5 separate regions of the Homo sapiens genome follow, and all the other regions are linked to region 2. A link is a loop called in an ENCODE intact Hi-C map of the cell type or tissue named here. Cell type or tissue: Calu3. All regions are shown on one strand.

The links. A loop is a pair of places that touch in the nucleus more often than their neighbours do. Peaks named below come from ENCODE experiments on the same cell type or tissue, not always from the same donor. Only the 100,000 strongest peaks of a DNase experiment are listed, where the experiment ranks them.
Region 1: a loop joins it to region 2, with 9 times the contacts of the local background. A loop is called at or near these places in 29 of 110 quality-filtered maps.
Region 3: it touches region 2 in a loop (17-fold over the local background); 59 of 110 quality-filtered maps call a loop at or near these places.
Region 4: a loop joins it to region 2, with 4 times the contacts of the local background. A loop is called at or near these places in 8 of 110 quality-filtered maps.
Region 5: it touches region 2 in a loop (8-fold over the local background); 104 of 110 quality-filtered maps call a loop at or near these places.

Annotation. Positions count from the first base shown.
Region 1 is chr9:72,869,491-72,874,490 of GRCh38, reverse strand. LINC01474 (long intergenic non-protein coding RNA 1474) reads left to right here and starts at 382. Exons shown (of 4, transcript NR_121181.1): 1 at 382-423; 2 at 1,336-1,464; 3 at 2,260-2,382; 4 at 2,475-2,763. In Calu3, a CTCF peak has its summit at 2,733 (motif pointing left); no DNase peak of the experiment used is centred here.
Region 2 is chr9:73,177,180-73,182,179 of GRCh38, reverse strand. No RefSeq gene overlaps it. Among named protein-coding and RNA genes, the nearest start is that of ANXA1, 28 kb to the right of the region's middle. In Calu3, no CTCF peak of the experiment used is centred here; a DNase peak (open chromatin) is centred at 2,339.
Region 3 is chr9:72,855,078-72,860,077 of GRCh38, reverse strand. LOC124902181 (a long non-coding RNA gene) reads left to right here. Exons shown (of 2, transcript XR_007061578.1): 2 at 1-2,626. Among named protein-coding and RNA genes, the nearest start is that of LINC01474, 17 kb to the left of the region's middle. RefSeq lists an enhancer at 843-2,042. In Calu3, no CTCF peak of the experiment used is centred here; a DNase peak (open chromatin) is centred at 2,837.
Region 4 is chr9:73,076,745-73,081,744 of GRCh38, reverse strand. No RefSeq gene overlaps it. Among named protein-coding and RNA genes, the nearest start is that of ANXA1, 73 kb to the left of the region's middle. In Calu3, no CTCF peak of the experiment used is centred here; a DNase peak (open chromatin) is centred at 2,244.
Region 5 is chr9:73,105,414-73,110,413 of GRCh38, reverse strand. All of the region lies in intron 2 of LOC105376081 (a long non-coding RNA gene), which reads left to right. Among named protein-coding and RNA genes, the nearest start is that of ANXA1, 44 kb to the left of the region's middle. In Calu3, a CTCF peak has its summit at 2,693 (motif pointing left); DNase peaks (open chromatin) are centred at 1,083 and 2,693.

The sequences.
Region 1 (5,000 bases), 310 kb after region 2:
TATAGGTTAGGGCACTGAGGCACAAAGAGTTTAGTGGATGCCTAGCTGCACAGTAGTGACCGATAGAGCAGGCATTTGAAGCCTGCCCTGCCATCTTAGTCAGTGCACCGAGATATGAAGAGCATTTTTAAAGTGTGCTAGGCTCTTTCATTTTCATTACATGTCCACTGATATGGTTTGACTCTGTGTCCCCACCGAAATCTCATGTCGAAATGCAATCCCCACATGTTGGAGGAGGGACCTGGTGGGAAGTGATTGGATCATGGAGGTGGATTTCCCTCCTACTGTTCTCGTGATAGTGAGTGAGTTCTCATGAGATCCAATGGTTTAAAAGTGTGTGGCACTTCCTCCCTTCACTCTCTCTCTCTCTCCGGCCACCATGTGAAGATATGCGTGCTTCCCCTTCACCCTTCTGCCATGATTGTAAGTTTCCTGAGGCTTCCCCAGCCATGCCTCCTGTACAGCCTGTGGAACTGTGAGTCAAACCCCTTTTCTTCACAAATTACCCAGTCTCAGGTAGTTCTTTATATCAGTGTGAGAACAGACTAATACATCCACAGGCTGACCTAATCTAAAATTAGCAACACAAAGGAATGAATATTTATAATTGTATACAGTGTTATCCTTTGTGAATATTCTATCTTATCCATTCTGGACCTAATTAATCTAGTTTATTTTGGATGATTTGCTTATGGGAGTCTTGCTTTAACCAGGGAAAATATTTATTAATTCTGAAGAATGTAGTAAGTTTCATATCTTGATTTATATTTTGGCAGTTCAACCATGCACTGTGTGGGGGCCAAAAAAATCCCTAAAAATAATCATATGATATTGGCTAAGACCAAATGCAGCCAGTTATTTCTGTTGGTATGTCTTAATGAGGGAAAAAGGCAGAGCTGGATGCCTCTTCTTTCTTAAATTAAAAACAAAACAAAATAAACAAGCAAAAAAAACTTCAAGAGACTTCAAAGGTCAGTAGAAAGTTTTCGTTTAAATTGCCAATTGTACAATTTGAGGAATGCAAGTAAACTGCCCTCAAATAACTTTTCTAGGTATTTTTCAAAAAATTCTAAAGGGAATATTTGCTTTCTAGGCAAGGTTTTTAAATATTTCATTATCTAGGCTTAGATAGCTTGGATAGAATAGTTATTATTTTATATTCAATCTTTTACTTTAGCAGACTATTAGGATATGCTTGTTGTGACTCAGTTTTTTGTATCTACCATCTGTTGGTTTATTACCCAAATCTATAAGTAAACATCAACATAGGAAGCTTTACTGTCACTGAAGCTTTATTAAATAAATGAGTTTAATTGTGGATTGTTATCTGTGAAGTCAGGACCTGGGAGAGAAAAAAGCTACCAGCAACATTCAGACTGAGAGAGGCCAAAATACTAATTCATAATTAGCCTGGTACATATGAAGGATCAAAAAGAACAGGACTGTATGTCTGACCTCTGACAGGTATGTATCAGTGTACACAGCCACGCCAGATGATGTCAGGTGGTGTGCTGTGGTCTCAATGACTTGGTTTGAAGGAAGAATCACTTGTAGGTTGGACACTGTTTATATGCCTGGCTCAAGTTTGCCCTTGTAACCATTTAAGCGGAAACAAAGGAGAGCCAGATCTGCTAGTTAGTGTAATAAACCTCCCACAAGAAGAAGGGAGACTGGCCAACTTAAAATGCAAGGCAAGTTATTTTCATGCACTTGTAAATTACATTATGAATAAGTGTTGGGAAACATTGGGCTGATAAAAAATTTACAATTGATATCTTCAATTACTACATGAAGCAAATATGAAGTAAAGAACCAACCTGAATGTAATCACACTATAGATATTTCACATATTTCCACAACTGTTTCCACTAATTCTGACAGAATGTCCCCCATTCACCACAAATATGTTTGCCCTATATTAAAATAATAAGCTATTTAAATAACAAGCCTTGTGTTCCTGTATGCATAGAAAATGGTTCAATTCTTTCTGGCTCAAATCCTTTATAAGCAATCAAACATCCTACCCCATTGTCAATCTGGCCATCTCCTACTCATCTTTTTAGGTTTATACTTAAATGTCACTTTGATAATGGTTTATTCCCTAACCTCTTAATTGTAATTAAGTCCCCATATACATTCCCTCTTCAAATTTGCACATTTTATTCCAAGCATTTATAGCAATTTATAATTTTATGTGTGTGCTTATTTCTTTAATGCCTGTCTTCTCATTTAATATCTTTTCTACCCCTGTATATCCAGGCCCTACCACCATAGTAGAGACTCAGTATGTATACTTAATGAAGGAATAATGAATACATCAGCAAGAGAAATAAGAGTGACCATATGTTCCTTAAGAGAAGCAAAGAGCAGCTCCTGTTCCTGGTAAGCTCTGGCTGTATTTTGTTCCTTTTCCAAAAAAGTCTGTGATATTCCTTGTTGTGTATTTATAATAACATTCTTTTTTCTTGAGCCAGCTGGAATGAGTCTCCATTCCTTGCAACAGAAGTGTCCTAAGTTATAGCCAGAGGACGGGGGCACATTGACAAAACATAAAGCGGATATGATAATAACAAGGTACCATTCCAGCAAGAACATCTGAAGAAAGAAGCAGTGTTGTTTATCTTTCCTTCATCTATTCTGAAACTAAAATCCTTAACCAAATTTATTTCCGAAGTTTAACCCTTTAATAAACTGGCCTCTGACTCCACCTGGTGGAGATACATAAATCTATGAAAATAAACCAATCCAAATGAAGATTTTAAAGTCATCAGCTCTCTTTCATGTCTCAAAGAAAAAACACATATCCCGAAATTCAAATAGATGACCTTCTCGGATGTGTTATAGGCACTCAGAAGCCCCAAAGAAAAAATAGTTTGAGTTGATCATTTGACTGTTGCTCTCAGCCTTCATTTCTGCCTTTCTAGGTTGTGTCAGGCATTTTGACTGTCCAGGGGCCCTGCATATTCTATTTTCCTAGTTACTTGCTAAGGTTTGAATATTTGTCCCCCTCCAAAACTCATGTTGAAATTTAATCCCAAATGTGGCAGTATTGAGAGGTGGGGCTTTTCAGAGGTGATTGGGTCATGAGAGCTCTGTTCTCATGAGTGGATTAATCCATTCATGGATTAATGGAATAATGGACTAATGGATTAATGAGTTATCATAGGAGTGGGACTGGTGCCTTTATAATAAGAGGAAGAGAGACCTGAGCTAGCACACTCACCCTCTTCACCATGTGAGGTCCTGTGCCACCATGGGACTCTGCAGAGTCTCATCAGCAAGAAGCCACTTACCAGATGTGGCCCCTTGACCTTGGGCTTCTCAGCTTCCATAACTGTAAGAAATAAATTTCTTTGTAACTTGCCCAGTTTCAAGTATTCTGTTATAAGGAACTGAAAATGGACTAAGATACTTTCCTATTGGCTTCTGGTTAGTTTCTATCAATAAGAATTACTGGTAGAAGTTTGAAAGGTAGGAGTGGAGAGATGGGACCTTTTTTATTTTAGTTTCTATTGGCATTTTCCAGCAGCAAGGAACAATGGGCATTTCATCATCATCTTTTAGCATTTCCAGCACCCACAGCAAGGAGTCCTTTCACCTGCTTAGTAGCAGCCCTTCAGTAATCCTAGCATCTATTTTAGGTGGTGTTTCATTTGTGGTCTCAGGACTGGCCCAGGTAGTTCTCTTCTCCATGATTCTGGACTCTGGTGATTCCATCACCTCCACGTACGCCTTCAGCCAGAAGGACTGTCGCTGTTCCCAGCAGCCATTTAGCATAGTTACCTAAGTGTAACCAAATTCCTGTATTATATTCACTTGTTTGAAAAACCTTGAGTGATTTCTGACCCACTTCTGTCTCAAGGCCTGAATATTCTGATTCAGATGAATTTCAGAAAATGGAAAAAAAAACTTAGTGAATAAAAAAGATTAAATAGTTTTTAGAAAACCATAGGAGACAAAAAAGCAACTGGAAGTCACACACACACACACACACACACACACATTCTTTTAACTTTATAAGTTATAATAAATTATGGTAAAAGAGTGACAAGTTTACCTACATGAATATTGAAGCCTTTGTAAAATCTTTAAAGAAAAAAGGGTACCAATACAACAGAAAATTTCAGACTGGAAAAATATTGGTAGTCATCGTCTTAGTTTGAGCATTTATCAATTGCATTATAGCAAAACCCTCCAAACTGCTCTCTCTGCTTTGATTGTCTCTTTTTTTTCCAAATCTTTTCTGCATATTGTCAAAGTTACATTTCTAAGGAGCAAATTAAATGCTGTCACTATGCTCTTTGAATTATCAGTCAACAAAGAGATTTTTTAAACTAATTAATTTATAATTATCCACAGAAATACATATTAAAAGGACAGTGAGGTGTCTGCTAACTCTTTACTCTCTTGGATGCAGCTTAATTTCTTCTTCCAGGGACACTTTTCTGACAATTTTGTTCTTATACAATTATAGCATTTTTTTTTCTTTTTTTGAGACAGGGTTTCACTCTGTCACACAGGCTGGAGTGCAGTGGCATGATCTTGGCTCACTGCAACCTCCGCTTCCTGGGTTCAAGCAATTCTCATGCCTCAGCCTCCAAAGTAGCTGGGATTACAGGCATGCACCTTCACATTCAGCTCATTTTTTTTTTTCTGTATTTTTAGTAGAGACAGGGTTTCACCATGTTGGCCAGGCTGGTATTGAACTTCTGACCTCAAATGATCCGCCCACCTCGGCCTCCCAAAGTGCTGGTATTACAGGCGTGAGCCACTGCGCCTGGCCAGTTATAGCAATTTTAAAAACAATATTCTAATCATGTCCTTTGCAGCAACACGGATGAAGCTGAAGGCCATTATCCTAAGTGAGTTAACACAGGAATAGAAAACCAAATACCGCATATTCTCACTTATAAGTGGGAGCTAAACAGTAAGTACATATGGACATAGAGGTGGGAAGAGTAAACACTGGGGACTACTAGAAAGAGGAGAGAGGGTGGGGG
Region 2 (5,000 bases):
CTCGAAAACGTTTACAAAACTCACTGAAAGCATAAACAAAGATTTTTTTTGTACATTTAAAATAATTTTAGAAAAACTATCACATATGACTAGGACATACATTTACTATGAATCACAGCTTATATGTACAGCAAATGTACAATCCTTTTAATTTGTCTTCAGTTAATCTGACCTTTCTAATCTCCCTAGTTTTCATACACTAGAAATAAAAATAACTTTGTGTCTTACCTTATTTAAGATCTGATGATGACTGTCCTTCTTGGAATAATAGCAGTCTCTCACATCCCAGTTAACCAAATACAGACTTTGGCCTCCAATATCAAGGATCCCCCAAGTGGAGAAGAGATGTTAACAAGCAAACAGTGGAGTCAGAAGACACTGGGCCAGAGATGTCAACCCTTAAACTCTACAATGATATCCGTCCCCCTGTACACACTTCCCAGCCAGGGAAGGAAGAGGTGGAAGAGAAATTGAAAACTAAGCTTTATTTTTCTAAACAGATGAAATTGAAAACTAAGCTTTGTTTTACTAAACAAATTGAGAAATAATAAAAGGTAAATTAACAGAGCTGACATGGTGGCGCATACCTGTAACTCCAGCTATTCAGGAGCCTGAGATGGGAAGATCACTTGGACCCAGGAGTTTGAGACCAGCCTGGGCAACATAGTGAGTCCCCATCTCTACCAAAAAAATTAGAAATTAGCTGGGCATGGTGGTGCATGCCTGTAGTTCCAAATACTCAGGAGGTTAAGGTGGAAGGATTGCTTGAGCCCAGGAGTTTGAGGCTGCAGTGAGTTATGATTGTGCCACTGCCGTCCAGCCTGGGTGACAGAGCAAGACCCAATCTTAAATATGTAAATAAATAAGTAGTACATTATCAGATCAGACTAAAAGTCATACCAGATGGCAATAAAAGTTAATGTCTCCCCTCCTTGAGTGTGAGTATTCATTAAGGAGAATAGATTATTTTTAAGCAAAAAAAGAAACTATATTCAAGGCCATCTTCATGGATGTACAATCTGCACAAGCTCACAGGGTCCTATGCTCAGAACAGCCCCATATTTGATTTAATAATCTACTCTCATCTTCTTGAAATTAGTAATTTTTTGATAGGGGCCCCCTTATTTTTATTTTGCATTGTCCCCACAAGTTATGTAGCCATGCTTGACTATATTTTCTTGTTTATTTTTCTTGCTTTTTTCAAATTATGATGTGAGTTCAACTTGTTATCCCACTAAACACAAGCCAAAACCTTGTATTATTTCTCCCTCCCTTTCTTCTTTCTTTTTCTCTTGAGAATTAACATACAATTTAGTTTTCTCTATGTAGACAGATTTTGTGTGTGCTTCTTTGACACTTTTCTTCTATAGTAATACATTTAGAAAGACTAATCTAAAAGAAAGATACATAGATGATAGATAAAACAGGATAAAGATAGTTAAAGTATAAAGTTGAGGCATTTGAAATCAACAGCTGGTTTGCATTCTGCCAACATGGAGTTTCCAACAGTCACAATCTCCATGAAAATGGAATGACAATAATCATTTCCAGTTAGACCCCAGAGACTAAAAGTGTATTTCCATTAGTCTAGCCAAAACCAGTCTGCTCTCCAGATGGGCTGTTCGGTTGATGACTCAGCTTGGGGATAAACCTGAGTTTTTTATAGACTCCATAGCTGGGTCCTAAAAAAAAAAAGTAAAATTATTAATATGCAGATATATGAATGACATTTTCATTTCCTTTCTTTTCTCTCATATCAATTTTTTGCATTCTACTCTGCTCTTTTTCACAGACACATTCTTTACTCCCACATTGGAGTCATTTGTAGTTCCGTTATGCAGAAAAGAACAGCCTATAAATAAACTTTCTACTACTTAAAAGATTAACTTTTTTATTATACTTTAAGTTCTAGGGTACATGTGCACAACGTGCAGGTTTGTTACATATGTAAACTTTAATCTGCAGTGAGACAAGAATATAATAAATATAACCCATAACTTAGTTTACTACATGTGAAAAATCTCATTACATTTTTCTTTCCAATAGCTGGAAATGATCTAATGTTTCAAATAATATAGGATATTTCATAATGCATTATCTTGTTAAAGGAAAGTTTCTTGGTTGGAAATGCATTATAAGCTTCTTACAGTAGCAGCAGCTACTGTGTATTAATATTTACAGAGTGCTTTCTGTGTGCTAGATGTGGACTATCTAATTTAGTTTTGATCATGACCATCAATATCCTGATTTTACGTATGAGCAACCTGAGTTACATAACTTGGCCAAGCTCCACAGCCAGTGAGGAGTCGGGCTGGGATTTGAATCACATAGCCTAATTCTGAGTTAGGGTTGTGAGGACACTGAACTCCTCTGAGTCAGTCTTCAGGGTCAAAAAAGTAAGCAATGATAATAATTGTAAGAAGGCACGTTGTTTACACATCAAAGTCAAAGGATTTAGCAGGTGGGTCACTTGACTATTGAGTCAACCTCCCACATCTTTACCATTGAAGTTAAGAAAAAAGGATCATTTCCACATGACTGCATTTTGGGTTTCCAGTTACTAAAAGCCCTTTCTCTTCCTGTATTTCTGGTACAGCCTGTAGCTGGTACACAAACTCCAGTCCAAAAATTCCTTCTCAGATCATTCTGTCTTCTGTACAGCAGTTGGTAGCAGTAGTAGTAGTATTTCACTGATAAGAAACTATCACTTAAAAGAGGCAATTACTATCTTTGAGGTCACTTAATCAATAAGTGGTGGAGGCTTGATTCAAACTCAGATTTCTCTGGCTCCCAAGTCACTATCCACTCTGCTCCCACACTATAATGAATCCTTAGCAAATACATACAAATGTTTTTTCCTTCTTATTGGCTAGCAATGTTTCATGGCTTTTGCAAAAGAAAATAATCATGATTAATCTCAATCTTCATTTACTGAGTATAATCTTCAGCACAATGTAGCTAATACATTGAACATGGCTTGTCAACATCCCCCAAAAAGTATTGCCCAAGGCAGTTATTTCTTGTATTAAAATAATAAGAATGTGAGAGCCATGGCTTTCTTTTTTAAAGTAACAATGATCTACGAATTTTCATAGCCACTCTATGGAAGATATTGCAAATGAAGTACAAGGAATGTGATTAAATATATTATTGTCCTTTATACAGGGATAATAGTGTTTCCTCTAAATGGTTCCAACGATCTCTCTGTTCTTCTCCAAATCATCTAAGACCTCATTACTCACCCTTTGAAAGGTAGTCTAATTACTGTTGCTTTGAAACTGAGCCTGTAACTTGCTTGTAACCAAAAGAATGTGACACAAATCATTTGTGATTTGTGAGACTAGGTGGCAGAAGATGGTGTAGCATCTGCCTTGGTAGCTGGAACACTTGTATTGAAGCCCTGGGCTGCTGCCTCAGTGGGCTTACTTCCCTGAGACTGTCATGCAGGGAGAACGCTGAATCTAGTCTCCTTGGACAGGCCCTGAGATTATTATATAAAGAAAGAGCTGCCTGGCCAGCCCTCAGCTGCTCCATCCTCCATTTTCAGCTTCAGCCACCATTTGACTGCAATTGCAAGTGATTCCTGTAGCCAGAACCACCTGTCAGGAAGAGATAGATTTGGATATATTTCCCTGCAGAGGTCTTGGTGACAGCAGAGTGGTGGTCTCCTGATTAGGATGTGTGAGCAATGAGAAAATGGCTGTACGTTTGTTTCCCTCTGCTTCTTGTACTTCGTAACTCCTAAATTTCTTGCCTAGTTCTCAACCTGGGCTTCCAATCCTCCACCCACTCTGAGTCCTTTACTCCAACACTCTTAGATGCTTCTATAAGTTCCTCTTTCATAAGTCCGCTCATCAGTTTCTCTTGCTTGCAACCAAGGACTCAACTGCTATTCCTCACATTTAAGCTTTTAGAGGCCTATTGATTCGTATCAGCATACTCACATAATCACCTAGTTCTGTTTCTGAGTAAAAGGATTAGTTTAAGGTGCCACTTAGTCATCACTTTTAGAACTGTATAAAATTTTTGGCTAAGTACCTAAATTATTTTCTCAAATTATCAGATGTCCTATAAGAAAGCATTTTGAATGTTTTCATAAAAGTATTCATGTTTCTATAAATTAAAAGACAATACAGGTTGCAATTAGGTGTCACTAGATTAAAAAAAACAAAAGACAAATTTCATTCAACAAATAGAGGGTGAAACAGCTTTGCTTAGTTAACATTCATTCCCAGAGCTCTTTGTGTGTCACAATGAATACATAAATAACAATACAACTTTCAATTTACAGAAAGTCAAGAAAGCCTAATCTTTGGTTTGTGAATGTGGAAGAATGAAGGAACGTAGACCAAACAGCAGATATAGGTAACACATACATTATTGAAGGAGTTTTAGAAATAGTAGTGTTAGATTAGTGATTCTTTAAACCCAGTGTTCAAGTGAATGTAAAAGGGACATTCCAGGGGACCAGAAGAAAGCTGTGTCCATGATGCTCCCATGGTGCTTTCCCGATCTTTCAGGTCCTATTTTGCTCTCAATCTGTCTCACATCAGTCTGGATCTTGTCTATGCTCAGACCTTCAATAGAGTTTAGCAATGATGTTCATTCAGCTCATCTTATGATTAGCAAAAAAGCAAAATGCTGAAAACAAATGCTCCCTGTCAATTAGGGCTATTTTGAAATGGTAGAACCACTCCATCCCTAAGAGATTTTACAGAAGCATGCTAGTCCTTGAGGTAAAGCAACTTTCCTGCTGCAGTTGTGGCCCTGGTGTCTTCTCTAGAATGGATCTTTTCCCCAACATGTTGGACTAACCAAGAAAAGAGAGCTAGAGAGACCGTATGACACAGCAGTGCTCCAGTCTTGTATCCTTGGTATTCGAGTATAATTCTTGATGTCCACCAAATGCCTTAGCATAAAGAATAAGCACTTTGAGCTAACCTGTAATAGCACAAGCTATCATTTTTTGTCATAATTTTACTAAGTGCTAGCTATTGTAC
Region 3 (5,000 bases), 320 kb after region 2:
AGACCTTCAATTAGAGAAAGGACAAGAAGAGAACGTGGGAAGACCCACACTCGGGCCCACTTTGGTTAATCCTCCTTAGTTTCCTTGTAAACTATTAAGGCAGTTAAATTTTCAACTGCTTGAATTTACCTATTTCAAAGATTCAGCTTTTCACTTGACTTTGATTGGTCACCAAGAAAATATAAGTATTATAGCCATGTTATTTTCAAAGAGGAAAGCATGCCAGTCACTAGAACAGTGAGTGGTATGTAGCAGGCACTCAGAAAACATGTGTGATATGGGTTGATCTGAGTCCCTGCCCAAATTTCTTGTCGAATTGTAATCCCCAATGTTGGAGGTGGGTCTGGTGGAAGGTGGTTGGATCATGGGGACAGATTTCTGCCTTTGGTGCTGTTCTCATGGTAGAGTTTTCATGAGAACTGATTGTTTAAAAGTGTGTAGCACCTCCCTCTCTCTCTCTGGCATCTGCCCTGGCCATGTAATATGTGCCAGCTTCCCCTTCACCTTTCACTGTTATTGTATGTTTCCTGAGGCCTCCCCGGAAATGGAGCAGATGCCAGAACCATGCCTCTTGTACAGCCTGCAGATCCATGAACCAATTAAACCTCTTTTCTTTATAAATTACCCAGTGTCAGGTATTTCTTTATAGCAATGCAAGAAGGACTAATACAATGTGTTAAACTAATTACTGGATAATGCAATTCACAGAGGAACAGAGAATCCTTTTACTTGGGACTGGCCAGTTTCCTGTAAGTCAAAATTATGCAAATCCAATCAAATTTTCCATAAAGAAAATATTGTGATTGAATTTTAGATTCTTTATCATAACCTTGAAATCCATACAACCTCTGTAAAATTTTAAAAGATTGTGTCTTTTTTTAGCTTCAATGAATTGGAGAGTGAAGCATCTGCTTTAATGGGAAATTTCAAATTTCTTCAGCAATATCGTGAGAATAATCTCAGCAGAAGTCAATAGGAGACTCAGAAGCATAAGAATACCTCCTAGAATTTAAATATAAGAAAAACAAATTGAAGTTAATAGTCTTATTTTCTCATTGTAAAGTTGCCTGCTCATCTTACTGTGTATAAAATTGGGATCCAGTTATTCAAAATCAGTGTGTTTTGTGTGTATTACTCAGCAGAGTATTTACCAGGTTTACAAGTGTAGATCACACATCTAAGTCAAGGCCTGCCTTATCACTTCTGGTCACCAACTAATCCTTAAACTTTTTTTATTCTAAAAATAATTGGGAGTAAAACATCAACAAGTTAGCTGGACAACGTGTTTAAAGCTTTAAAACCTGCCTTGAAAACTGTGATAGATCAGTTTGAATGCCAGGACTGTCGATTCAAAGTGCCAAATGTCTGCTATAATAATTCCTAGCACATAGGGAGTTCTATGAGCCAGACTCTGCATCTCAAGCTCTTCAGAGATTTTAACTCAACCACTTTTCACAAAACCTTGTTTTTTGTGGAAGAAGTGCAATTACCTTCCATATTTTACAGGGGAGGACACTAAGTATCAGGGACATGCATTTTTTCCAGGCCCCATGGCTAACACATGGCAAAGCTAGGTCAACTTGGACGTTGGCCTTCAGAGTCATTGAACCATAACCCCTCCCCTCCTGCCTGGACAGCCCCAGAGCCGGCACTGCTGAGTCACAGTGACAAGACTTACCCTCTGGCCTTGAACAGCTCAAACTCTAATGGAGTAAATAGATAAATAAGCCACTGTGATGATAATAATAATAATAAAAAGTTAAAAATGGCAAGATAAGACCATGAAGCATGTGGTGTAACAATTCAGGGAGATGCCATAGCTTAGCAGATAAGAGCACAGACTCAGGACTGAGATGAGTCTCACTCCAGTGCCAGCTGCAGAGGCTCAGCTGCATCAGTCTCTCTGCTCTTCAGGGGTCTTAGCTGTAAAACAAGAATGCTCTTCGTGGGAACTCAGAGAATGGGCATGTCAGGTATTCAGAGCAGTCCTGTAGCCCAGAAAGCCTAAGTCAGTACTATCATGATCATGGAAGAGTAGATTATTGAAGCTGACTTAGAAGAACTGGAAAGACTTCTTGAAGGGCTTTAGATTTCAGCTGAGCCTTGAAACAAGAGTTGTTATTTTAAAACAGAAACAAAAAGGAAAAACTCCAATAGTCTGGATGCAGCCAACAAAGCACCTTCCAGACAACAGAAGCAGCTGGGAAATGAAACAACAAACAAACAAGGCAAAGCCACATCTCAGAACAGGGCATGTTGTATGGACTCATGTACTTGGAAAGTGAGGTTCAGGGAAATTCCAAGTGAATGGCAGGAAATAAAGCTGGAAACCTAAGGAAGGACTAGGCCCTAAGGCAGAGAGAGATTCTTTAAGTACCTCAGCCCATAGGGACAAATCATCGGTTTTCCTTTTACCTAAACGGAAACATGTTTCTTGTCTTAGAGAATTATGTTTTCTTTTCGGTTTATTTTCTATTTTAAATTTAAAATTTGAATTGTAAGCCTATAGGATCCCAAGAGTTCCAAACTCTATATTTTTCTTACTCCTTTAACTCTGCCTTCAGCATATGTCATGGTAAAATGTAAATTAACCTAAATCTATACAATAAAAATAAAATAAAAATTAGACGGGTAGGCTGTTATGTTTTCAGGGTGTGCGGTGTTTGTTTGCTGTTTGTTTTTACAGCTAATAATTCTGAACAAAACCAAAGCACATAAGCAATCTCAGCAGGAGATAAACTAAGCTGTCATAGAATCATAGTTTCAGTTATTGCATTAATCAGCATTAACTTCATGTAAAACTCGACAAAAAAGAAAAACGTTTGAGCTCCACCTTGTGGTAGCATATCTGAGCCAAGCTCATGTCTCAGGTTCTTTGTGCAGGAAAAGCATGTCTTAGTGAGCCCGCAAAAAAACCCTGCATTATTTAAAGAAGAAGAAGACTAGGAAAGCTTTGAAAAATTGTTCCAGAATGTGCAAATAAGGGCTGCTTATTTATAGGGTTTCTAATATTAGAAATATCACAGTGTACACTGATGGCCCTGGGACAGCATCCTGCCAACAGATGGTGTGTGTGTGTGTGTGTGTGTGTGTGTGTATGTGCGCGCGCGCGTATTAATTTGTGCTAATTACTAACATTTAAATATTATAGTATGTGACATAAAAATCAAGGTTTCCAGCTTCTCTTTAGACACCAGAAGATCTGGGAGCCCTGCGTCTGCAATAATTAGCTAGAACTGAGCATTGGATGCCCCCTAAAGATAGTGAATGTTGTCTACATTTTATTGGCTATAAACCGACAGAGGAGGCAACACAGAAGTGGCAACGTGCATATCTGTCAATACTTCTCCATCTTCACTGTACCCCATAACCTCACCCAGACGACCTAGGCAAGACACCATGAGCACACTGCCTGCTGTTTGAAACAACACAGAAAACCTGGTGTGTCATTGCTCTCAAACAACTTTTATTTTTAAAGACCTTTATGTTGCTTTGCTAAAAAAGTAAAATAAAAACTTTCCTTGATCTCACTGGCCTTATCAACATTAAGATCCCAAATGTTATCGCACCCACATTTTGAGTCCTAGACATTGGTACTATGCAAAATCTCATCTGATTATGTCTGAGAGTCCATAGTTTATGAATTGATCTATTCAGGCTGTCTCACTGTGTGGCCTGCTCTGTTCTCTTATTTCACTCCTTCAAGCCAATACCTGAGAAGTGCCTGCTGTGCCTGTCATGAGTTTAGCAGACTCCTTTGAAGTGGGCTATCACCAGTGCTCCCCAAACAGACAGCTGATGGTAGTATCACAGTGTTTTTCTACCCCATTCGCAGGTGGACTTGCAGGGCTTTATTTCCCGAGAACCAAAAGTGCGCTACATGTACTCCACCGTCTCAGAATCCCCACTCCATGAACAGCTCCACTGGATTCTGGCTGCAGTCTCTATCTGTCCCCACTGTACTCTAATCTCATCCATTCCCCTTCCCTTCTCCTACTTCCTCAAAGGCTACATCTCTGCATAGCCATGCAAATCAACTGCTGCAGTCAGATGGAGGGGGAGCCACCAACACTATCTACTTATCAGAAATTTCCCAGAAGATCTGAATTCTAGATCTGGGTATGATTTAATTGGAACTCTCACTAAAACTTATTTCATAAACTCAGAGAATTCTTAGAACAACACTGCCCAATAGAGATGAAATGCACACGACAAATGCAAGCCACATGGCATCTTAACTTTCCTAGTGACCACATTAAAAAAGAAACAGGTCAATTAGTATTAGTAATATATTTTACTTAGCCAAATATATTCAAAATAGTATTTTTTTAACATGTAAGCACAATGAAAAGATATTAATGATACATTTTACATTAGCTTTTTCCTATGGAGTCTTCCAAATCCAGCGTATATTTTACATCTCCATTTCCAGCCATGTTGCATGTGCTCAATAGTCACATATGGCTAGTGGCTGCCATATTGGACAGCTCAGGTTTACAGCACAGGAAGAAATTTTAGAATCATGTTATGCAACCTCCTTGTCTTACAAATAATTGAGACTTGGAGAGGTTACATAATTTCCAACAGGTCAAACAACTAATCAGTAGCAGAGACAGGCCTGAAACACTGGGCCATTAATGCTCAATCACATGCATTTCTATTCATTTAATCCTGCTTATCTTAAATTTGTGAAGCCAGTCTACTATTAAGACATTACCATCTAGAAACAACTAAGAATGTACCAAAATAATCCAAAGAGTTGTTTTTATTGGATATATAAATGATTAGGTTTTTCCAGTTGGGGGAAACCTTCTTTAAAAATAATTAAAATAATTTTTCATTAATAACTTTCTGAATTAGATCAATTAAAGTAATTCTTTTTTTTTTTTTTTTTTTTTTTTGGAGACAGAGTCTTGTTTTGTCACCCAGGCTGGAGTGTAGTGGTATAGTGGCACGATCTGAGCTCACTGCAACCTTCGTCTCCCGGGTTCAAGCAATTC
Region 4 (5,000 bases), 100 kb after region 2:
GAATACACTGAAGGAAAATCCTTTAATTTCTCAGCCAAATAATACAGAGTTATGTATACCCAGGAAACTAAGACCTGATGGAACTACCAGAGACTTTTCCTTTCTCAGCCTGGGCTAGTCCCCAAAAAAACACATTTATTAAAGTGTATTCTCTTCCTGGCCCATGGATACACTGAGATAGACTTTCTTGTATGTTGAGAAATGATCACTTGTCATTTTCATTCCAACATCTTTAGTTTAATCATAAATGTGTCATTGAAGACATGTATAAAATGTAGGTATAGCTCGGCCGAGCGCGGTGGCTCACGCCTGTAATCCCAGCACTTTGGGAGGCCGAGGCCGGCAGATCACGAGGTCGGGAAATCGAGACCATCCTGTTAACACGGTGAAACCCTGCCTCTACTAAAAATACAAAAAAAAAAAAAAAAAATTAGCCGGGCGTGGTGGCACACGCCTGTAGTCCCAGCTACTCTGGAGGCTGAGGCGGGAGAATGCCGTGAACCCAGGAGGCGGAGCTTGCAGTGAGCCGAGATCGCACCACTGCATCCAGCCTGGGCGACAGAGTGAGACTCCGTCTCAAAAAAAAAAGAAAAGAAAAGAAAAAAAAGAAAAGAAAAAGAAAGTAGGTATAGTTCTATTGGTTTCTTATCAAAAGCAACATTCCTCTGCCTATTATTCCCAGCGGTATCTTGCCATTTCCATCTTATCTTCCCATGAGAGTCAAGAAATGATTTTATTTCTTTAATGTGCTAAAGAATACAGCTAGTGCAAAGGGCTTGGAAAGATTGCAAGAGAATAAGAAGCATCTGCATATACAGAAGGAGATAATTTTTAAGTAAATGAGTGATGACATTTGTAATTTAAGTTTTCTCCTTCAGCTTTAGTTTTCAGGAATAAAACACTGTGCGTGTAAGATTATAAAGGCCAGACCGCCGATGGAGGTTTGGGGCACTCCTTCAACCACTCACAAATTGGACAGTATGTTTTGATGGAGCGTGCCGTCCTTTATCAGGTATTTCAGGTTATGAGGAGAGGCTACAAGCTGTGAATCAACATAGCTAATCGAGACAGAATTTGTGTTTTGTGCTTCATGGATCTTTTTTACATTCATGTCCACTTAAAGAAGGCAGCCAGCTCCTTCATTCTTTTAACCTCACAGGAGGTTTGTGCTGTAGGACAGAAAGGCTAATTATCCAGCAGATGATCTGCCTTCCTGGCACTCCTTGAGGGAATTATGCCAGATAGGGGAAAGGGAGACATGTGCCTTGTGGAAAAGAGAAGGTGGGAGGGGAGGCATGCCCCAGAAGTCCAGGATGGGAAGAGAGATCTGCAGACTCCCAGGGAACCTACAGCTTTCTCCTTCACAGCATTGCAGGAGGTGAGCGGAGTTTTGGGTTAGGTGGGAGGGGTGTGGCTGCCTAGTATGCCTGAGGGGCTGGAGTTTAGGCTGAGTTTCACAGCCTTTGCAAAGTTTACTGGGCTTCCAGATGGCACTAAAACCCAAGGTTCTCAGATTTCAGTAGCCCTTGTAAGTTTAGACAAGGCATCTCAGTGGTAACCGGATGAGTAAAAGACCCCCAAATGCTTTGGTTTTCATAAGATGGGTGTGAGTGAGAGAGCACCAAAATAAATTCAGATTGAATTATCACGGGATTTGAGCTCAAAAAAAGATCTAAGCTTACTTTAAATAAATACATTTGATTTCTCAGATTTTTTTACTAAGACTTATATTTATTTTAGTTCGAGTTTAGTTTCTCATTCTGAGATTTTCCCCTAAAAATGTAACTAACTGTCCCTGCCAACAAAGGCAAATAACATTTTTGTCCCAAAGAAAATACAAAATGCAAAAAGTGGGGAGAATTGTATAAGAATACCTTTTTAAAATACTGTTCTTTTCTGGGTAAACATAATACTTGATAAAAACTCAAGGAACTATCATTATTATGTAACAGGCAAATTTTTGCAATATAAGAATTAGGGAGGGGTGTGTAGATTTTAACATCCTTGTACCTGCAAGTGTGCATGGCAACAAAAGAATAATGTTTGGGTTTTTATGATGTGAATCAAGAGAGAGCCTCATGGCTGAATTATCCAGTGACATAGAGAAGTTATTGTTCACAACCTTTTATGTTAGGGTAACAAGGAGATGACAGCCAAGACCTAACTAAGGTCATACCACAATTCCTTTGGTTCAGTGTTCTAGCCACACCTTGCTGTACCTCAGTTCTTCAACAAACAAGGTGTGTGCCACCTTGTGGTTAGAAATTCTCAGCAGATAATTGTTCTTTTATTCTAGCTTATCTAGAGCTAAGTTCAGGACAGACAAGTATTTCAGACATCTCCATTTTAAAGCAAAGTCAGGTTTTTCCCTTGAGATTTTGCTGCTCCCGGCATTATGCTGTGGATCCTACCAGAGCTCTAGTCTCAAGCTTTGTTTCCTGTCCCAAGAGCTCATGACCCCTCACATTAGCAGATCCAGTACTCACTCACTCCTCTGGATTGCCTTCTTATTTTATATTTATTTATTTATTTATTTTTGTGAAAGAGTGTCACTCTATCGCCCAGGCTGGAATGCAGTGGTGCAATCTCTGCTCACTGCAACCTCCGCCTCCCGGTTCAAGCGATTCTTGTGCCTCAGCCTCCCAAGTAGCTGAGATTATAGGCGTGCACCACCACACCTGGCTAATAATTGTATTTTTAGTAGAGACAGGGTTTTGCCATGTTGGCCAGGCTGATCTCAAACTCCTAGCCTCAAGTGATCCGTCCACCTCCGCCTCCCAAAGTTCTGAGATTGCAGGCATGAGCCACCACGCCAGGCCTGGATTGCCTTCTTATATCAAGCTTCTAGATTCCCTTATTTTTACTTTCCTACCATAATTTAAAAAATTGTTAAATTGTGTTGAGATTTTTCAATGTGCTTTACCAAAAAAGGTTTTTCTGAATATCAAATCAACCATTTTGACCCCATTTTCCATTTTCTGTCAAGTACCTCTGAGCCAGTCTTTTGCCTACATCACCACACCAACGTTAATGCTAAAAAGATAATTTTCAGAAAAAGGTGAAATCATAACCCTCATTCAGATATGAAAATGAACATGTGTTAAATAATTTTACTTACATAATATGAGGGAGCCACGGAGATGTTATAACTGATTCAAAGGAAAAGTCAAACAGCGCTAATTTATCTAGAGCACAGAATGTTGAAATTAATTGGAAATGCAGACAAAACTGATTTTTCCACATTCATTTAGATCACTACCAAACTGGACACAGAAAGTCAATTAATGTCACTAACAGACAAGTCAGAATTTGTTTATCAATTACCTACCACTTACAAAGATTTGCAAAACAGCTCAAAGACAATGAGCAGGGGTAGAATTTGATACCCTAAAAGAGTTGTCAGACTATGTTTAGTTGCCCACTGAAACACAAAATTTTTTTCATACACTGATCTTGTCAAGGCCATTAATGACTTCTACACTGAAAAATTCAGTGTCATTTCTCCATAATCATCTTGCTTCAGTTATTAACAGCTTTTGATATAGCTAATGACTCCCTTTCTTTTTGGAAAAAAAATTATTTGCTGTCCCCTTTGCTGATTTCTCTTTATTTTCATAAACTCTTCTCCACCAGTACTCCTTGTGTAGGTGACTTCATCTGATTCCAAGTATTTAAATACCAACTATATGCTTAAAAAATTCCTAAAATTATATCTTCAGTCCCAACATCTCCTGGATACACCTGACTTATACATTTTTTGGCTTACATCTACTGTCAAGTTGCCATCTTAAATTTCTGCTATCTGAAACTGGACTTTGATTTATTTTAGTCTACCCCTTTTCAACACACACTCTCTCACACACACACACACACACACATGCAAACACCCACACCCACACACACACACCTGATCTTCATATAGTTCTAGCTACTCAAGAAAAATCTGCAGAGTCATTCTGAATATCTTCAAATTGTCCCTCCAGGTTCATTCTCTTTTCTAAATCCTGATCCATGCCAGCAAACTAAACTGAATGTCATCTCTCAGTAAACATCTTGCAAGTGTGTAATAGCCTTTTACACTTGCCTTTCTACAATCTATTCTCATATGCAAACAGAGCAAACTTTTAAAATGAATATCATATCCTGCCCTTTAGACCTTCTTGCTATTCCTTGAATATACTTAGAATATTCTTGTCTCAGGGTCTTACTTGCCTGGAAGGTGTTTCCCTTAGATATCCATTTTGATTTCTCCTTCACTACAACTCCATGAATAGATGTCACCTTATCAGAGATTTTCCTGACTCTCATATGAAAGAGCATCCTTCCCCTTCTCCACTATCATTCTCTATCCCCCCTACTCTACTACACATTACTTCACAGCACTTACCACCACTTTACATAATTTATATATCTGTAGTGTATTTATATTTGTTTAAGGTTTATTTGATATCTTTCTTTGTCAGAATCTAAGTTCCATGAGAGCAAGAACTTTTGTCTGTTTTTTTCCAGTGATGTTTCTGCTGTGTATATAAACATGTCTGCATCATAGTCACCCCATATGGGTGTGGAGTGAAATAAAAGATTGAATAAATGAATTGACCAATGATGCAGAATTTATGTTATGGCACACTGAGTGATACATGGTCAGTACTACTGTTATTTGAGTCCCAATCATTTTTCAACAGGAAGAAAAGAAGTTCCCTACATATAATCACAAATATAATCAAATACTTGAAAGATGTTCATTGGTCTCAATGTGACTCAAAGCTGAAACACAAAATCAGAGTTGAGCAACGATTTCTTAAGAAGCCAATAATGAGGAAACAAATCAGCAGGATAAACAAAGATCTATATAGAAGAAACTTCACATCATTGTGGGTTCAAGTTATATTTTCTTTGAGTCAAAAAGCACAGTTATGCTATTGATAGTATAATTAGCATCTTGTTTAATTCATAAAATTGCCTTGAATAAAGTAATGATTGCCTAGTGAATTTCTAAG
Region 5 (5,000 bases), 72 kb after region 2:
AAACAAACAATAATATTAATATAATATTCAACTATCCTTAAGAAACTGGTCATACAACCTGTTTGTAAGATACATCAGGTTAAGCAAGAATTGTTGAACAAAATCAAAATAGTATTAATTTTGAAATTACTTGCTAAAGCTAGACTGAGAATTCACCTATTATAAACAAATCAAAGTGTAAGAGCTGTCAATGTAGATAATAGAAACTTTTAAGATAAGTTTGCTATAAAGTAATGAGTCTTTGGCAATTACATAGATACACACACGTACGTAAACTTATGAAGAATGACCCCATTTAAACAAGACTTAAGCTTCTGCTTCATGTTTCTTATTAAAATGTATTTTCTTATTAAAACGTATTTTGTATGCAATTTTCAAGAATTAAATGAAATTATTCAGTAGGCCAGGCGCGGTGGCTCATGCCTGTAATCCCAGCACTTTGGGAGGTTGAGGCGGGTGGATCACGAGGTCAGGAGAGATCAAGACCATCCTGGCTAACATGGTGAAACCCCGTCTCTACTTAAAAAAATACAAAAAATTAGCCGGGCATGGTGGCGGGTACCTGTAGTCACAGCTACGTGGGAGGCTGAAGAAGGAGAATGGCGTGAACCCAGGAGGCGGGGCTTGCAGTGAGCCAATATCGCGCCACTGCACTCCAGCCTGGGCGACAGAGCCAGACTACGCCTCAAAATAAATAAATAAATAAATAAATAAATAAATAAATAAATAAATAAATAAAATTATTCAGTAACTCACCTTCTGTTTTGAAAACATACTGACAAATACGATCCAACTTAGCTTTCGAATAACACTTATGAATAGCCATCTTGATTAGTAAAAGGTTTGGATTTAAGACTTCTTTCCTTATTACTTGAAATGCAAACATGAGGCATTACAATTGTGTTAGTCATTGTAGTAAATGTAGAATCAATATCATTAACAAAGCCACTGTGGTGATATATGGACAGGTTGTGTTTATTGTTCCCTAGTCAGGTTCTTAATGAACCAACCTCTTAGTCTCTGTGGGTTTCTCAATATTCCAGAGAAGTGACAAAGCCACTGGCCACCTCAGGTTTCCAGAATATTCTGCTGTAAGGCAGGCCAAACCAGATCAGAGCAGAACAATAAGCTCTTCTTAGACTTCCTAACATAATGATAATAAATTATTTGAATAACATCAGCGCCTTTAGCATACAGTGATTGCTATGAGATCGAGTAAGATTTTGTTCTCAAATGCTCACCATGGGAATGAGGAAAAGAAATGACCTCATATTTGGCATGTGCTAGAGATTTGGTAAACAGCTGATCAGAAGAGTAATTTAGAAGAAGAGATAATCATATGGGAATTAGAGTCAAATGATCAAAGTTCAAATGTCAAATTAATCACTGAGTAGTATGATCCTTACAAAGTCACCTATTTTCTCGTGTGTGTGTGTGTGTGTGTGTGTGTGTGTGTGTGTGTGACGGAGTCTCGCTCTGTCGCCCAGGCTGGAGTGCAGTGGTGCCATATCGGCTCACTGCAAGCTCCGCCTCCCGGGTTCACGCCATTCTCTTGCGTCAGCCTCCCGAGTAGCTGGGACTACAGGCGCCAGCCACCACGCCTGGCTAATTTTTTGTATTTTTAGTAGAGACGGGGTTTCACCGTGTTAGCCAGGATGGTCTCGATCTCCTGACCTTGTGATCCGTCCTCCTCGGCCTCCCAAAGTGCTGGGATTACAGGCATGAGCCACCGCACCCGGCCAAAGTCACCTATTTTCTCTAAGTAGTTATTTCCTCATCTGCTAATTGGATTTATAAGACCAATTGTGAAGATAATTTTTTAGAATTATACAAGATAATGTCTAATAAATGTTTAATACAGAACCTATATGTAGTAGATGAAAATTTTGGAGGTGAACCCTGAAAACATTGTGTTACATCTTCAAAAGTTTTTTTATATAGTCATATGAGCATTTCATCTTCTACTTTTTTTCTGGTTTACTCGTATTTTGCAAATGACAAGACATGCATCAAATGCAACATAAACACAAATAACCAAGCAGATGGAGTTTATGAGAAAAGAGAAGGTGAACGGTGATAAACATTTTCTACCATTATTAATGCTATAGTACTTAAGTGTTAATAATTTACCATTGACCCAACTTATTATCTAGCATTATAAAAAGTTTTATGTTAAAAAGTTATAATATGTGTCACAATAGGTCTTATGTTATACTTTATTAGGTTTTCATTTGTTTGATTGACGTACTGACGTATTTGACAATCAAAATCTATAGTTTGGGGGCCAGGCGCCGTGGCTCACACCTGTAATCCCAGCGCTTTGGGAGGCTGAGACGGTCGGATCACCTGAGGTCAGGAGTTCAAGACCAGCTTGGCCAACATGGTGAAGCCCCATCTCTACTAAAAATACAAAAAATTAGCTGGGCGTGGTGGCCGGTGCCTGTAATCCTAGCTGCTCAGGAGGCTGAGGCAGGAGAATCGTTTGAACCTGGGAGGCAGAGGTTGCAGTGAGCTGAGATCACTCCAGCCTGGGCAACAAGAGCGAAACTCCATCTCAAAAAATAATAATAATAATAATAAAATAAAAAATAAAGAAAACACAACGTATAGTTTGTATTTAGGTAAAAGCTACCATTGAGGTATGGATCCTCACAGAAAATGAGTTTGCACCTAGAGTCATGCTGTAGTTAGCAGGTGACAGCTCCCTCTCCTGGCCAAGAGCATAGATGAAACCCTGTGTATCTGACCATACTCCTAAAATCTTTCAGAGCTTATCTTGTGGATCTGCAGGTGAGAAAACATCTAGGCACAGAACACACATATGCATATACATGAGTTTATGCACACACAGAAACATACTATCCACATTTTCATTCCTGTCCCACATACATAGGCTTGACAAATGCTGAGGATATGAAAGACAAGATGATACATTTGAAAGGTACCCTCTCCTTGTGAATAGAAGTGCAATCCAGGGAGACATTAAATACAGAAATCTGCATTCAAGGCTCCAAGACTATATTTTTACTTTATCAAGGCATGAGGTTTTCAGGAATAAATAATATCTACATTAAATTTAAGTGCAACTGATTTTTTTCATAGACTTATTTGTTTCTGTCAGATTATTCTTAATTTCTTGAGTTATTAAACTAATATTTATTAGATCATACTCTGAGTCAAGTAGTATGCTAAATGCTAGGAATACAGCAATGAACCAATCAAGTGAAATCCCTGCCTCTGTAACAGTAGAATTCTAGGCGGGGGAGATAAATGTTCACATTAATTTGTACTTCGTCTCTGAAGTTTTCAACTTGCAAAACATGCACAATAATTAACAGTGAGTTTTAATCATTACTCCAGTGAAGTTTAGAAATGTGAGTTTTGATTCTCTCACTGTTACTTAGAATAAAAATAGTTGGCCTATTCCTTAGTAAATTTGTGACTATTTCTGGCTTCTTACTGATGTTTGTAAATAAGTCAAAAATGCTAATAGGTAGAAATATGAAAATCAGATATTGCATTATGAAAAATGTGAAGATCAGTGGTACTATGGCATAGAAGTCAGTGAAAGATACATCTATGTGAAAGAACTTACTGCCATTTTTTTAAGAACTTGATCCTTTTCCAGTCACTCCAAATATGAACCGTTTCTATCACTAAATTTATCATTCTCATTTACAGGGAATTATGGAGAAGTACTAAATAAAGCCCGATTTGAAAAATTCCCATAAGCTTTGAATGAGCAGGAAAAATTCTCAAAACAAAGAAAAATCTCTCTGTAGAGATCTTGCACAGGCCCTGGTGTTGTGTTTAAGGTTACCTTCTGTTAAAGCTCTGTTTTTAAGCTACTCAGATTAGATTTTTGAAGCCATAAGGTAACTTTTCCAAGGCAGATTTGTGAGCTTTTATTTATTAAGTCAAGAACTGTCCATAGAACACCATTGTTATCATTTAGTTTGAGGTGATTGTTTATTAACATCAGGCTGAAAAGTGACTTAGCACCCATGAGATCCAGGGTTACCAGCTGTTCTTGTTCACAGATACTGCACACTAAAAAACAGGTGTCCTTGACAGTTACTGTCTTTTTCTAGTATACGGGGCTTGTTGAGGTTTCATCCTACATAATGTCCCTCAGTTATAAGGGGCAGAGATTTATGGTTAGATAATATGGTTGCAAGGATGCTCTAAGCCTTTCTTCTCTCTATAGAATGATTCTGACCAGAAAATAAAGATACTCAAGAGAATGTGTGAGGCATATTATGACTTAGTAGTATAGAAGAAGAAAAACTAGCAAAGCACACTGAAGGTAATTTTAAAATGTAAACTGTCTTATATTAAGTTGGTGCAAAAGTAATTGTGGTTTTGCCATTGAAATTTATTACGTGGCCGGGTGCAGTGGCTCATGCCTATAATCCCAGCACTTTGGGAGACTGAGGTGGGTTGATCACCTGAGGTCAGGAGTTTGAGACCAGCCTGGCCAACATGGCAAAGCCCCATCTCTACTAAAAATACAAAAATTAGCTGGGTGTGGAGGCGTGTGCCTGTAATCCCAGCTACCTGGGAGGCTGAGGCAGGAGAATTGCTTGAACCTGGGAGGAAGAGGTTGTAGTCAGCCGAGATTGTGCCATTGCACTCCAGCCTGGGCAACAAGAGTGAAACTCCATCTCAAAACAAAACAAAAAAACACTAATTATTTTGCACCCAACCTACCAGAAAGGTAATTATATACAAAATACTAAATAGAACCTCAGAGATAATTATAACCAGTACTAGAAAATAAACAACTCTCTTTTCATACTAAACTTTATTATTGCTGTATTATCTATATATTTCTCCTCTTCCTTCTGATATTTTTATTCTCAGTGGTGTAAAGGAAATATTTCAAAACTTTTGCAGCAACTGTCTTTAAAGTTTCGACATATGTGAGAGATATCACATAGATGTTAAAGATGATCGTTTTGAACATATGTGATAGATAAATGCTGGTTGTCTCTCAGCCT